Linked DNA regions of Mus musculus: region 2 is linked to region 1. Evidence: chromatin contacts called from ENCODE POLR2A ChIA-PET data. All regions are on one chromosome and are shown on one strand. Each heading gives the region's core, a stretch centred on a gene start or an enhancer-like site at or near the end of the contact. The rest is flanking DNA. Distances are from core to core; before and after follow the strand shown.

Region 1 (7,371 bases), core at 374-2,873:
TGAGGTGAAAATAGACTCCTAGAGATCCAACTAACAGGGAAAACCGTAGCAGGGCAGCAAGACTCACTTTAGAGGGTTCAGGAGTAGTTTGGTCCACGCACCCATTCTCACTCAATTAGTGTACAGTCAACAGAACACTAACCACAACTTTATCCTCAAAAGTTAGACACCTAAAACAACCTTTGACAAGATTTCCACTTAAGAATTCTCCCAGAATTCCGGTGGTTCACTTCACAGCTTGCTCCTAAGAAAATCCACTCCTGGGGTGGCCCACCCAGCCTGTAGGTCAAGGTTCCCTTCACCCACACCCCCCTCGTGCTTACCATTGGCGTTCTTGCCACAGATGAGATGCTCATAGGGTTGCAGGACTCCCCAGAGCTCGGCGTCGTTGTTGATGACCATCTCCAAGGCCTCAGCGGATACCTCTCCACCTCCTGCCCCTCCGCCATCTGGGCTCTGGCTCGCCAGCACCCTGGCCCGGATCTCCTCCACCAGGTTCTCCATGCAAGCCGTTAGCGAGATGGCCGCGTACTCATGGATGCGCACGGAGATGCGAGTGTCCACCATCCAACGGAAGAAGCGGCCCACGGAGAAAGTGAGGCCGCAGCGCGCCGACTTGCCGCGGCGCAGCCCATCCCCAGCGCTCATGCTGTAGAGGGACAACGCCTTGACCGCTGCCAGTGCGCAGCTCTCGGCCAGCGCCCAGCTGTGCACCAGGCGCACCGCACTCTGCACCTCGAAGCGGGTGCACTTAGCGTGCAGCACGCTAAGGCGCTGCGCCTCCCGGGCCACGCGGATGAGCGCCCGGCGGAGGAGTCCGGCCAAGCGTCTCACAGCCTCGGCGGAGAACGAGGGCAGCCTCCGGCCGCCGACGCTTTTGCGGAGCACCCGGGCCACGTCTCCCTCGGTCCAAGGGAACTCCTCCAGCTCCGGGAGCCGCGGGCAGCGGGAGAAGAGGTCGGCCACTTCGGGATCCTCGGGCAGCACTGTGTTCACCGTGTCCCAGCTGTTGTGGCGGCTGTTCATGGAGCCGGAGTAGCACCACCAGGCCGCCCCGCGGTGCTGCTGCGCCGAAGAGTTGAGCGCCTGCGAGTTGGACTTGGAAGACGAAAGGCTGAGCGAGCGGCAGGAGTCGCCGGCCCCATACCCGGAGTCCAAGGTCAAGTCCTCCAGAGTCTTCAATGTGGAGCTGTATGTCCCGGCCATGGGGGAGCCTCCGCGCGCGGCCTCGCCGAGCGAGGGGCTCTCACTGTTCCATGCCCACTTGCCCCGGGGGAAGGGGGCGGAAACCAGCTCTAGGCTCTCGGAGGCGCCCTCCGTGCTCGCCGCGCCGCGCCTCGGGGCCGCAGCATCGCCCGCGCACAGGCCGCGGGAAGGTAGGCGAAGCTCTCAGCCGGCCGGAGCCCGACGCCGTCCGCGTTCAGTCGCGCCGCTGTCAGCGAACGGACTTCCCAGCCCTCCTCCTCTGAACTCGCGCCGCCAGCTCTCAGCTTCCCTTACAGAGCGTCCGGAGAGTCCATCACCACAGAAAGAATCCCGAGAAAACGGGGCGGCCACCGAAGAGCGAGGCGCCCGAGGTCCGTCTGGGACCAGCCGCTGAGAAAGCGCTCCACAAACTTCTACGGGGCGCGGGTTACAGACACAGATAGGTCCTCTGGAGCGGCCCGCATGCAAATACACCCGGGCGGTTCACCAATCATCAGCCACGCCGGGCAAGGGCTATGCCAATGGTTTCCGAGAGGGGCGGGAAATATGCAAATCACCGAGAATGGGGTGTAGCGGGTGGGTATGGCTGAGGGGGTTGGGTGGGGAGAACAAGCGAGCGAGCTGGCAAGGAGGTGGGGCGCAGAGACCCAGAAAGCCGGGGGAACCCGAAAACAGGCCCCAGCGCTGAGGATTAAAAGATAAACGAAAAGGAAAAGCCCCTATGTGCTGTCCCTTTCCCGCCTTCTATGCTTTAGACTTAGGCAGGCAGCTCCTTGTAAAGCTGTGAGCACCCAGCCCAGGGCAGTAGGAAAAGAAAACTGGGAGGAGACCCGACTCACCTTTCTTGTCGACTTTCTACCAAGCCCCTCCTCCTTCTCTTTTGAGAAATGAAAAGCTATTTATGTTTGGAGGGCAGGGGAGCACCTCTGCTTCTCTTCTCAGATCTATCTAGTTTTGTTTATATTGACTTTAGGCTCCAATCGAAACAGACTATCTTAAACTGGGACCTGAAAATAGCCCGGCACTCAGAGGCCTGTGATCACACCCCTGTATCCACTGTTACAGTCCACTGTTTTCCAAGGATTATCTAGGAGGTGGGAGTCCAAACCTAAAGAATGAACGGCTTTCCTCCTACCGGTGTACTATCAGGCGGATCCTTTTTGTCCAAGGTGGGAGGGAGTGCCTGCAAGGAACCAGATGAAAAACGAGGACCTGCGCTGAACACCTCGTGCATGCAGGTGTTCCCTTTTAAGGACTTGCTGGCATGATGTGCGGGTCCGCAGGTCTTCTTCCCCCTCGGGACTCGGTGCCTCCTGGGTACAGTGAATTGCTGTCCTTCCAGTAGCGCCCAGGTGCACCCCAAGCGGCTCGCTAGAGAGCTACTGATTGCATAGATCCACGCCCAGCTCTCGGAGGACCAGCTGCTCCTCCATAACTATTCACACGCACGTGCACAAGCGTGCACCAGCCCCCCTCCAGCAGGACTGCAAAATCAAAGCGCGGATTGTGCACAACGTTCGTCCCAAGTCCTCTTCGCCAGCTCCTGAATAGCTCCTTTGTGCTGTACTTTACAGTTCTGACCTTGGGCCGTGAGTTGGATACGAACTAGAAAAGTCTGGTTTGTCTCTTTCCTTAAATTAATGATCCCTTTCCCCATAAAGCGATTTTTTATTTGGCAGTTTTACTTAATTTTTTCCTTTCCTGGGGTACATGAGACGTTGCCTCCTGATGCCATAGAATTGGAAACAGAGTCAAGGACGGAAGTACTGTGCAAGGCATAAGTCATCAAATTAACAGAGTCACATTTTATAGAGGCGAAATTAGAAGTTAAATTAGAGGTTCAACTTGTCAGAAAACACGAAAAACCGTTTGATGGATTTAATACCCATTATGAGAAATATAATAAAGGAAATATCGTCCTCTAGTGGATATCCAGAGGAAGTAATTTTTTTTTTTCTTTGTTCATTTTCTTCAAAAGGCTGACTGGGAAGGTACATTAACTAAAAAGGTGATTTGGAGTGCTTCTTACACAAAATATGGGATATTTGTATTGGTGTATTTAAATCACATGATGACTTAAAATGTAAAGATAAACATGCCCAATTTGGATATAGATGTGGTTATTCATATCTGTAACCTCAGGACCGAGGAGATAAGCAGGAGGGCTGACTTGAAGCCAGCCTGGGTTTTGACAAAACCCCAAAAAGAGGATAAAAAGAGAAACACACCAAGAATGAAATCCCGGACTTTCATGGGTGTTAAACTGCCCCACAAGGGTCCTAGACAAATAACTGGATTTCTTTAAGAGATAGCAAGAAAATCGAGGGAAGAAAGAGCAGCTCTGTACATTAAACGATACTTAGAAGATACATCAACCATTCACAAGCTATAGAACATACTTAGGTTTTTAATTTAGAAGTTAATTTAAAGCATTGGGCCAGAAAAGTAGGTCAGTGATTAAGAGTCCATACTGCCTTTGCAGAAGACCCAAGTTCAACTTCCAATACCCACATTGGATAGTCTGTAACTCCAGCACCTTTGGCCTTCACAAACACCTTTCTTTCTCTCTCTCTCTCTTTCTCTCTCTCTCTCTCTCTCTCTCTCTTTCTCTCTCTCTCACACACACACACATACACCACCTAGATCTAGGATTGTTCATGCCAATAATCATACAAAGGAAGTAGCTTTAGGTAATCCTTGGGTGAAATCCCCTATTTTGTTATTTAAAACATAAATTTAAAAAAATCTGGAAATTAGAGTACAAAATGCCCTAAAATTTACCTTGAAAGTGAGGGATTATAATCTGAGCTATCTAAATATAAGTCAAACTGTTTATGAGAAAGGTAGATTACAGTCTGAGCATTGAAGAATGGCCCAGTTTTAGGTAAGTTTGTGGATCATCATTGACAAATTTAGCAGTTATCTTAGCTACTGTGTCCTCTTGACTAGGTCACTGTGAAGGTAAAGTTGGAGTATGATAAACTTTAGGCTAGTGGGCGAATATATAAGGCTGCATGGCACAATTTAAAGAGTTATTTATTTATGTATATGAGTGCGCTCTCTCTCTGCATATAGAGCCTGCAAGCCAGAAGAGGGCATCCCATTTTGAATGGTTGAGAGCTACCATGTGGTTGTTGGGATTTGAACTCAGGACCTCTGGACTCAGAAACTCAGGCCAGTACTCTTAACTGCTGAGCCATCTCTCTACCTCCCTTTTTAAGTTTATTTTAATTTTGTAAGTGTTTTTATCTGTGCACCATGTGTGTGTCTGTTGCCTGCAGAGGACAGAAGAGGATATTGGATCCCCTAGAATTGGAGTTATAGACAGTTATGGGCTGCTATGTGATTCCTGGGAATCGAACCTAGGTCCTTTGGAAGAGCAGCCAGTGATTGTAACTGCTGAGCCATCTCTCCAGCCCAGAATAGGACAATTTAACACAAAGCCAGGCTGTTTAAGTTTGCAGGAAACTTTCTGAATTCGCGTGCTCTCATGTACTTAAGAATTTGTGTCGAGGAAAGTGTAACTGATATTTGAGCTGAGATTTCTCTGACGCTCTTTTCTGCTGAAGAGTTCAGGGTGGCTACATACTCCCTGCCTACATTGGAAAGGGATTCTTAACCAACAACTTGAGGGTTATAGGTGGTACCGGGAGGCAGAGAGAGGGTTTGCAAACTACCTAAAATTGCCTAAAACACTTTAATGTGGTACCAGTTGAAATTGTTCTGGATAAAGTGGGTGGATGTAGTGCTGTATGATAGAACTTTCTGTGATAATGAAAATGTTCTGCCCACCCTGTTCAATGCAAGAGTCACTAACCACATTAATTTAACTTTAATTGACTTAGTTCACCTCTTAGGTCCGTTAGCCCTTTAGAGATTTTGGCAAAGACCATAGACCTATGCACTCATTGCTGAATTCAAGGTTAAAACTAAATCAATTAAAGTTAAAGACGCTGTAAGACCTTGAGGACAGAGAAGCAGCTCCTGCACACACACACAGGCTCAGGAAAAGAAGAGGCAGTGAATGTATAATCCAGAGACTCTTGGATTCCAGAAATCACACCTATAGGGACTTGACGGTGCAGTGATCAGGCATCTGATACAAGTCACTTTCAGAATGGCTGTTATGATGTCAGGTCATAAAACTCTGGGATGAGGGGAAGAACAGGAGGAGGACATTGTAAAGTCAAATCAGGGCTCTAGTTATGGTTACTGGGGGATCCATGACAGAGCTGGACAGCAGTTTTGAGAGTGAGGACAAAAGTAGCAAGCAATATGACCTCAAATCTCCGGGGGGCGGAGCTGAATCTCCCTGCCTGTCTTTTGACCGGTGGCAGGCTTGGTCCTAGACTATGAGATGAACTGGGGCTTATGATGTTAGTTGGTGAGGCCAGAGACTCCGTGAGAGGGAACCCAGAAGCATGGAAGGTTTGCTTGCCCCGCCCTCATTCCACCATGGTTGCCTACCACTACATGCCTGAAGAGGGATGGCCATTTAAATGTATGCTCCTCAAACTGCTTAGCTGAGAAATTATTTTTTCCAGTTTTACACGAAACGTGGTATGAGTAACAGAAAATAGAAGGTTTGCTGTCGGGGTGGGTTAAAGGGGCAAATGGAGAATGTAGAGCCACGCCTACCCCACTTTTAGGCAGCCTTTGAGCAACTTTGTCGGAGCTTTGCCCACAACTAGAAAAATGACTAACAGAGGGCCCCCATCTCTGCTCTGATTCACCACCCAGGTTAGCACACCTAGGGGAGAGATGATGAACAGAGAAAAACATCTCGTGCGGAAGCAAGGAAAGCTGGGAAGGGCAGTAGGTGGACAGGCTACATCAGCATAGAAGTTTTGTTGTTGATAGGGGAACCAGTGGTGTGTAAACTGCTCTTATGTTACGCCTAATCTTGACACAGACATTTTTTTTCTGACCTTCACAGTCCCCCGTATTCACAGGTTCTGAATCTTGGGTTCAACGAATTGCATATAGAAAATAATCTTTTCGTATCTGGGAAGATAGCTTGGGCAGTAAAGCACTTACATACATGAAGACCTGAGTTCAATCCCCACAACCTACATAAAACTACCAGCATTGTGGGTCTTGTTTATAATCCCAGCACTGGAGGGATGGAGACAGAAGGAGCCCTGGTACTTGCTGGTCAGCCAGTCTTTAGTTAGGTCAGTGAAATCCAAGTTCAGTGAGAATCTGTCTTAAAAAAAAAAAAGCTAAAGAGAAATATACGTGATCTCTCACCCCCACATAAATGCATATGCACAGACACCTGCACAGACACATGAACATGTATTTATGAATATGCCACTTAGTTAACAATAGGTTTCTCTGCCAAGGTAATAAGCCAACTCAAGCCGAATCTAAAGAATATAAAGACAGGTTTACTGAGAGTCGGCTCTTAGGAGGGTTCACCAATCTCATAGGAGGTCAGTAGAGTCTTGCACCTGGGCTAAAGCAAGAGATTTTATAGAGCAGAGGCAAGGAGTGATGACGTGTCACCTAGGAGGTGGGATTATGGCCATATATGGTCAAAAGCTGAGGCCCTGGTACTCTTGGGTGAGCTGCCAGAAACTCAGAGCTGAGGAGTGATGACTCCTTAGCCCAAAGCTTTCTCTGTGCAAGTGTTGAGAGTTGAGAGGAGAGCAGACGGGGTTTCCCAGCTTTTGCAGGGGTGAGCAGGGGTTCCAACCAAACAGTTAAATGCACGTACACACCCAAAATTGGCCATGTATTGAACACCTTCATACCTTTAACCTTGTCATTTTATAAAAGAGTTTTTTTTTAACATGTTTTGGTATGGAAAAGTATTCTAGAACCAGTTCCTTAGATATGTAATGATTACTATAATTTGAAAAAAGCCTCCAAGGTGACTATGGGGAAGGAAAAAATTCTTTTCCCCAATGCATGTTCTGCTTATGCTCATGAGATATCCCATGCAAAAATAATAATAGGTTTGGGAAATTTTGTATTATCTTTCTAGTATGTTCTTGACAAACAAATATTTCATTTAAGACTTTGTATCTAACTTACTCTAGCCCAGGTTTAAATGGAAAGAGATTTCCCACCTCTGGACCCTGCTTGACCTTATGTATGCCTATATGCAGAGAGGCTGTTGTACAACAAAATACAGGGAGATGCCATACATGTTTACTCACT
Region 2 (7,315 bases), core at 71-2,570, 190 kb before region 1:
ACTCCTGGGACAAAGGTGGAGGAAGAGAATTGTCTCCAAAACCCTCTAAACCTGCAGGTGTGCAGTTCCATTCCCATACCCATCTTCTCAAGCACATTTGATATTCTACACTGAGAATATTCTACATCAACTATTTTCAGTCCAACTACTTGATAGGGGCAGTTGGCAGTAAGTTGGAAGCTGTCTTTGTTGTCTTTATATTCTTCAGTAAAATCACATGCTTCCACAGCATAGACAGCTCAGCCATCTAGCACTGGCTACCCTTCCCCTGCCCTACTACTTTATCATTCTAAATCTTGACTATCTTATGGCAGTTGCCCCCGTTTGCATCCTGACCTGGTGGTTTCAGATTTTGCAGTGACTAAGGTAATCATAGCCATCATCTCTGTTCCCAAAATTCCAGTTTTTTGTTTTCATTACAACGGAAATACCATATCTGGGCTACTTAAGCAGAATCGACTAGCCTTATTTGCCCATTTTTGTCCTCTTCCTATATTGGTTCCTTTAAAAAAAAAAAAGTCGAGTACTCACAAGGGTCATTATTTCTAAGTTTTGTGTTTTGCTTGTGTCACCACCACCTTATAGGACTTGTCTGCCCATTATAACAAAGTACTGGTAGTTTTATTTTCTTAAGTGCATTTAGAACCTTAGTATTAAGTCTAGGGCTGTATTGGTGACTTAAAACAATATGGCTAGGCATCATGAAGTCTTTAAAGTCCATTGAAATTTAGATTGATATTGAAGTTGGTGCGTAAATTTGGGGAAGGAATTCGTTTTAGATAACAGAACTTGTGCCCAAAAATATAGGATAAACCGATTTCACGTGGCTCATGCTAAAAGGAAAGCAGACATACTTACGGGTATCCTTGTGGATGTGGTTGGATGAGCTTTGAGACCCAATGTTGGGCTTTTAGTACACTTGGCATGAGTAAGAAAAGCCTGCAGAGTACCGCGGCCACGATCGTTGGTACAAAGTCTACAGACATTCTCAGACTGCTGCCGGATGGAGGTTCAAGTAAGATGAATTAAACAATTACTGGGCTAGTTTCATATAAAAGTAGGGAGGTCGATAAAACAACACCTACGCTAGCAACAGCTATTGCCTTGTACAACCCTGCTATAGAGGTTTTTTTCAACATAGCAACAGTGGACGAGTTCCTGTACCAGTGGCAACGGCAAATGCGAGACACCCGGATATCTAAACGATTACTTCCGCCTGTCATAGCCAGGTTACCCGCAGCAAATGGCGAAATGGCGGCCGGGAGTTAGTGCGCAAGCGTAGCGGAGATCCGCGGCGTGTTCTTACGTCATCACTAAGCGTCGAAGCCATGGAAGGTCCCATAGCTGTAGTGGTCCCCTCCCTTCTGAGCACTTGCCCACGTGCTGTCTGCCACTTAAGCGGATTCACGTGCAGCGGCGGCCCCGGCGTAGCTCAGCTGTGTAGAATTTTCTCCAGCAGATTGGTCAGCCTGGGTAGCAACTCGGTGTCTTCACGTGCTTCCGTTGTGCAGCTGCCTGGTGTCGGCCGGAGCAGGGCGCAGGTACTCTTTGCAAGGGACTGGGTCGGATGTTGAGATGTGCGTTTGGGTCTTTCACTGGCCGGTAGGGCTGGCTCGAGTACGGAAGCTTCTGTACCGGCTGGTGCCTGTATCTTCGGACTCTTCGCCTGGACTGCCCTACAGACAGACGTTCCTGGTCCGGGATACTCTGACATGCGGGGCTGGCTTCTCGAGCGCTTTCCGGGAGTGTGGCTCCTTCCCACACTCGGGCTTCTTCTCTCTCTTTGAGAGAATGGGTTGGTGTCAAAACTATTTTCTGAGAAACTCGGCTCCTCGTAGCAGTGGTAGGCTTTGAACTAACGCGGTTTAGTCCCAGATATTCTGCTCTTAAATACTGCAGTATGCCAGTTTATTTGCACTATTTAGCTGTCTCAGTCAGGACATTTGACAGTGCACCTCGTGATGCTTAGTACCCGGTGCTGTGTGTACAAGAATGGATACAGCCGAATGAAAATGACTTGTCGATCAGGTTGTGGTGGCGTATACCGTTAATTCCAGCGCTTGGAAGGTGGAGCCTGGAGTATTTTTTGGAGCTCGAGGCCAGTCTGGTCTGCATAGTGAGACTGTTTGAAAAAACAAAACAAAGCAAACAACAACAACAACAAAACCCAATACGATTCATCTTATTTTCTCTTTCCAATAATGCTTTCCTTATGTATTAAACGTTTCTTGGAACCAGTAATTTTAGATCGTTATCAGATCCCTCACTCTGGCCATTAATTTTACATTAGTTTTGTGTGTAGTTGTATTTCATCTACTTTTAAAAGTACTTTTTAGAATTAAAGCTTGTACTCAGGGGCCTTACCTGTTAATTCTAAGACTCTCCTATTATAACAAAAAATAAGACTCCCCCCCCCCCCCCCCCCCAAGACAGGGTTTCTCTGTATAGCCCTGGCTGTCCTGGAACTCACTCTGTAGACCAGTCTGGCCTCTAACTCAGAAATCCGCCTGCTTCTGCCTCCCAAGTGCTGGGATTAAAGGCGTGGGCCACCACTGCCTGACAAGATAAGACTTTTAACAATTAAGCTGGACTCGTTAACATTAGGTACCCATTCATTTTTTGTAGGTGTTTATGTGGCTGGCAACATAAAGCTTACAAACTGAGTTGCTTTGGACTTGGGTAGATCCCAGTGTAAAGTCTATTTGTTACATCAGTGCCTTGGGATACTAGATTTTTTTTTCTTTTAAGACTTATTTATTTATTATATCTAAACACACTGTAGTTGTCTTCTGACGCACCAGAAGAGGGTGTCAGATCTCATTAAGGATGGCTGTGAGCCACCATGTGGTTGCTGGGATTTGAACTCAGGACCTTAGGAAGAGCAGTCAGTGCTGAGCCATCTCTCCAGCCTGGGATACTAGATTTTTTTTTTACTGCTTTCCCCTTCTAAACAGGCGCCATTTATTGTGATACTGTTTTGTGTTAAGACCTGTTAAAGCCTATGTTTAGGGAAGGAGGTTTTGTTTAAAGCACAACAGGTTCCTGAATTTTAAAATCACACATAGCCTGACACTCTAATACCGGGGGAGTGTGATTGATTGTCTTAATTTTTTTGGGGGGGGGGGCCTATTTGTTATAGGTAATTTGATAACATTTATATTTTATTAAATGCTGGAGGAATTGAGTTTAGGTCCCCAGCTAGGCAAATATTGTACTACTGTACACCCAATAACCCATATGGTACTTTTTAAAATCACCTGTATAGAGCCGTTAGTGTGGCTTCTCACCCAAAGAAACACATTGAATCAGAAATATTTGTTTTCTCTCATTTTATACGTAACATATGAATTTAAGCTTTTATTATTATTATTACTATGTTTTAATTGTGTGTGTTGTGTGGGGTCAGAGAAGAACTTCTTCTTTTTTTTTGGGGGGGGGGGTTTGGTTTTTTGAGACAGGGTTTCTCAGCCCTGGCTGTCCTGGAACTCACTCTGTAGACCAGGCTGGCCTCGAACTCAGAAATCCACCTGCCTCTGCCTCCCAAGTGCTGGGATTAAAGGTGTGCGCCACCACGCCTGGCTTTTTTTTTTTTTTTTTAAGATTTATTTATTATTTTTATGTAAGAACACTGTAGCTGACTTCAGACACACCAGAAGAGGGCGGGGCAGATCTCATTATGAGTGGTTGTGAGCCACCATATGGTTGCTGGAATTTGAACTCAGGACCTCTGGAAGAGCAGTCAGTGCTCTTAACCACTGAGCCATCTCTTCAGCCCCAGAGAAGAACTTTTAGGGATCCCCGTCCTGGGAAGGGTCTGCTTGTGTATACGGCCACTGCCTGGCAAGTCTTTCCTTTTGCCATGTGGATTCTGAGGATCAAATTCAGGTCCTTAGGCTTGGCAACAAGAACCTTTCCCTGCTGAGCCCTTTAACCACACATTTGAATTTTACGGAAACCAAACCATAAAAGACAAAAGTCAAAATAAAAATCACTATTCAGAAATTACTTTTTTTAAGCCCCCCCCCCCCATGTGTTGTGTATGTATACAAAATGGTATTTACAGGGTCTGGAATGTTACTCAGATGGTAAACTGCTTGCTTGCCTAGCATGCATAAGGCCCTAAGTTTGATTCCCAGAATAGCATAAAACCTTGTTGTGGTGATATACACCTGTAATTTGAGCAGTTCCCTGTAATCCTAGTACTTGGGAAGTGGAGGATCCGAAGTTTAGGGTCATCTTGGCTATATAATGAGTTCAAGGCCAGCCTGGGATACATCAAACTCTGTTAAAGTCTCTTATCTTCCTACTCTTTGGGGTCTATAGAGATACCATTATATGTTTTAATCATTCTTAGTTTTATTTACTTAATTTTACTATGTTGTTCTGATTTTCTTTTTCTTTTTTTCTTCGAGAACGAGACAAGGTCTCTCTCTGTAGCCCTGGCTGTCCTGGAACTCACTAGGTACGCCAGGCTGGCCTCCAACTCACTGAAGTCATTCTGCTTGTGCCTCTCCTAATTTTTCTTAAACTCCTTGATGGAGATACTAAGTACACTTTTCTGTTGACCTTCCTGCTTCAGAACACGTCACCTCTCTAGTCTGCAGATTATAAAACAGATCTATGTCTTTCCTGTGGTGGTGTTTGAAGATTCAGATTTTGTAATTTTTGTAATTAGGTTTATAAACATGCCAGCACAGCTCCCACATAGGGCAGCCAGCCAGTGCCACTTACTTGGATGTAATACAGAAACCTTTCTAGTATTTGGTTCATCTGTATCTCCTTTATTTCTGTGTTAGTGATAGCTTTTCATCATGAATCGGAAGAAGGTGGATAACCGAATTCGAATTCTCATTGAGAATGGCGTAGCTGAGCGGCAGAGGTCTCTTTTTGTTGTAGTTGGGGATCGAGGAAAAGATCAGGTAAGACAGACCTGCTAAATGCTTCCTCAGTTGTTTTGTGCCCTGTCCCAATGAGTTGGCTAGTTAGCTCGGCCTTGTAGGGTTTCAGTGCGCAGAGTCATTGTAACCTCTTTGCTGGTGGAATATATAGTGGGGACGTATGTTCAGTACTTGGAAATGGTAAATTCTGTATATTTAGATTCATGAGTAGACGAGCCAGTATCTTTAGAACCCTGAAATAATGGCTTGGCCTCAAGGCTGAGTGTATGTGACCTAGCTTCTAGTTTCCGTTTGGTTATGACAGTGACCTTAGGTGGTGTCCTTGCAGGTTAGTTTCTATGCTTCAAATGAGGTCTTGGCCTGGCAGTCCTTATGTTGTCTTTGACTCTTAGGTTTTGTGATTTTTTTTTTTTTTTTGTCCTTCTTGTCAGGTGGTTATTCTTCATCATATGTTGTCCAAGGCAACTGTGAAGGCTCGGCCCTCAGTCCTGTGGTGTTATAAGAAAGAGCTGGGATTTAGCAGGTAAGCTTGGGCTTTGGATGTCACATCCACCTTTCAGTGCATACTTAGTTAAATCCCTTGGCTGTGCTTGAGAATTGCGTCTTCTTTCAGACCACTGTTTACCCTCGGAAGCCTTTGTACTTCGTAGCCACCCCTTTCCTGTCTGGCTTCTGCTTCTGAGATCATGCTGACCTTGAGCTCATAGACACCCCTGGAGATTTGATCCCTCCAGGAACAGCGTTTCTCCCTTTCTCCTCTTTAGAGAGCTTCTTACACCAGTTCACCAGTACTAGACAGTTGGTGATTGTTTACCTCTCTCTCTCTCTCTCTCTCTCTCTCTCTCTCTCCCCCCCCCTGTCTCCCTCTCTCCCCTTTCCTATTTTCCTCTCTTCCCCCCCCCCCCCCCCTTTTGGTTTGTGGTTCTGGTTATTGACCACAGTACAGACATCATGTCTGCCTTACTACTGAGTTATATAGCTAGCCTCTTATTTTCTGAAGCTATAATGGTCAAGACTTCTGTTGGCAGGGCTGGAGAGATGGTTCAGTGATTAAAAAGTACTTGCTGTGCAATCCCAACCGCCACACCTTAAGCCGGGCTGCCTGCAGATAGCCTGCAGTTCGAGTTCCAAGGAGTCCAGTACTCTCGGACTTGATAAATGCACGTCCTGCACATGCATGCTCCAGGCTCCATAAATGTGTGCCTGTGCGCGTGTGCTCGCATAGGCACAGATGCAGGCACATAAATCTTGGAGAAGTTTGCAGGAGGACTCCAGAGCAAACACCTATAGGTACCGTGCGAATGCTTGATAATATAAAGGATAAATGAGGGCCGAAGGAGTTAAGGTTTCAGCTCTGCTCCAGGGTAGGTGGTCGGGAGCCAGAGTGCATCTGTTTCTTGGTCACCTCTCATCTCTGCAGATCTGCTCTGTGCTTCCACATGGTGAACTAGCTCACTAGCTCTTTTTTTCCCCTGTCTCTCTGGCAGAAACATACTGAGTTTTATGTGTAAGGCCAACCATATAAAAGTCAGGCTTTCTCCCAAAATTCTTGTGCATAGATGTTCCCAAATGGGGCATCACATATTAATATAGTTAGTCGCAGTCATGCAGAAACCTCTAACTCTGAAGGAGTTTGAGATGAGGTGGACAGTACTCCTTGGCAGATAATCCACTCTGTGGACTGCTCTGGGAACCTTCTTTCATGACTCCTGTGCAGTTACTCAGTCCACTCCCTCCCCTAGCTGCCTCGTACCTAATGTTCTCCTGATGGGCCTCATCTCGCTCATTTGGCCTGTGCTGTGCCAAGTCTCCCCGCTGGCTCCTGTGCTGAGGCTGCCGTTTCCGCCCTGACTTCAACTGCTGAGGTCACTTGTTTCCGTGTCTGTTTCCCTAAAGTTGTCTCCAGCACCTTTCAGTCACACTTGTTCTAATGTAGTGGGACTGACGACGACCTTTTCTTTCCCTGTCAGGGCACTAAGTCTGTCTTATTAGATGGTTTCTTTCATTATCTATTTTTCTATCAATCTAATCTAATCTAATCTAATCTAATCTAATCTATCTATCTATCTATCTATCTATCGACAGGGGTTTTCTGGGTAGTTCTGGCTGTCCTGGAACTTACTCTGTAGATTAGGCTGGCTTTGAACTCAAGATGTACCTGCCTCTACCTCCTAAGTGCTGGGATTAAAGACTGCACTACAACTTCCTGACCCTATTTTTTCTTTTAAAAGTGTATTGTGTATGTGAGTGTGTGTAGGGGGAAGGGAGAGGAAGATAGAGGTATTTGTGAGTATGGGCATGCAGTGTCACCCCATGTGTGTGGAAGACAGATGACAACCTTCTGGAATTGTTTCTTTGCTTCCTCTCTCTCATGCCCCTCCACACGAGCATGGCTGCTCTTAGTTATTGGACCATCT

Evidence for each region. ChIA-PET counts read pairs that join two places held with the same protein, here RNA polymerase II (POLR2A).
Region 2: POLR2A ChIA-PET joins it to region 1 with 15 read pairs in Patski. The contact joins the promoter of Nat10 here to the promoter of Abtb2 in region 1. POLR2A ChIA-PET finds 5 or more read pairs at or near these places in 3 of 5 experiments (Patski and embryonic stem cell).

What each region holds. Positions count from the first base shown.
Region 1 is chr2:103,560,562-103,567,932 of GRCm38, reverse strand. It overlaps Abtb2 (ankyrin repeat and BTB (POZ) domain containing 2), which reads right to left and starts at 1,623. Exons shown (of 17, transcript NM_178890.3): 1 at 324-1,623. The coding sequence starts at 1,206.
Region 2 is chr2:103,755,275-103,762,589 of GRCm38, reverse strand. Nat10 (N-acetyltransferase 10) reads left to right here and starts at 1,320. Exons shown (of 29, transcript NM_153126.3): 1 at 1,320-1,541; 2 at 4,797-4,919; 3 at 5,330-5,421. The coding sequence starts at 4,812.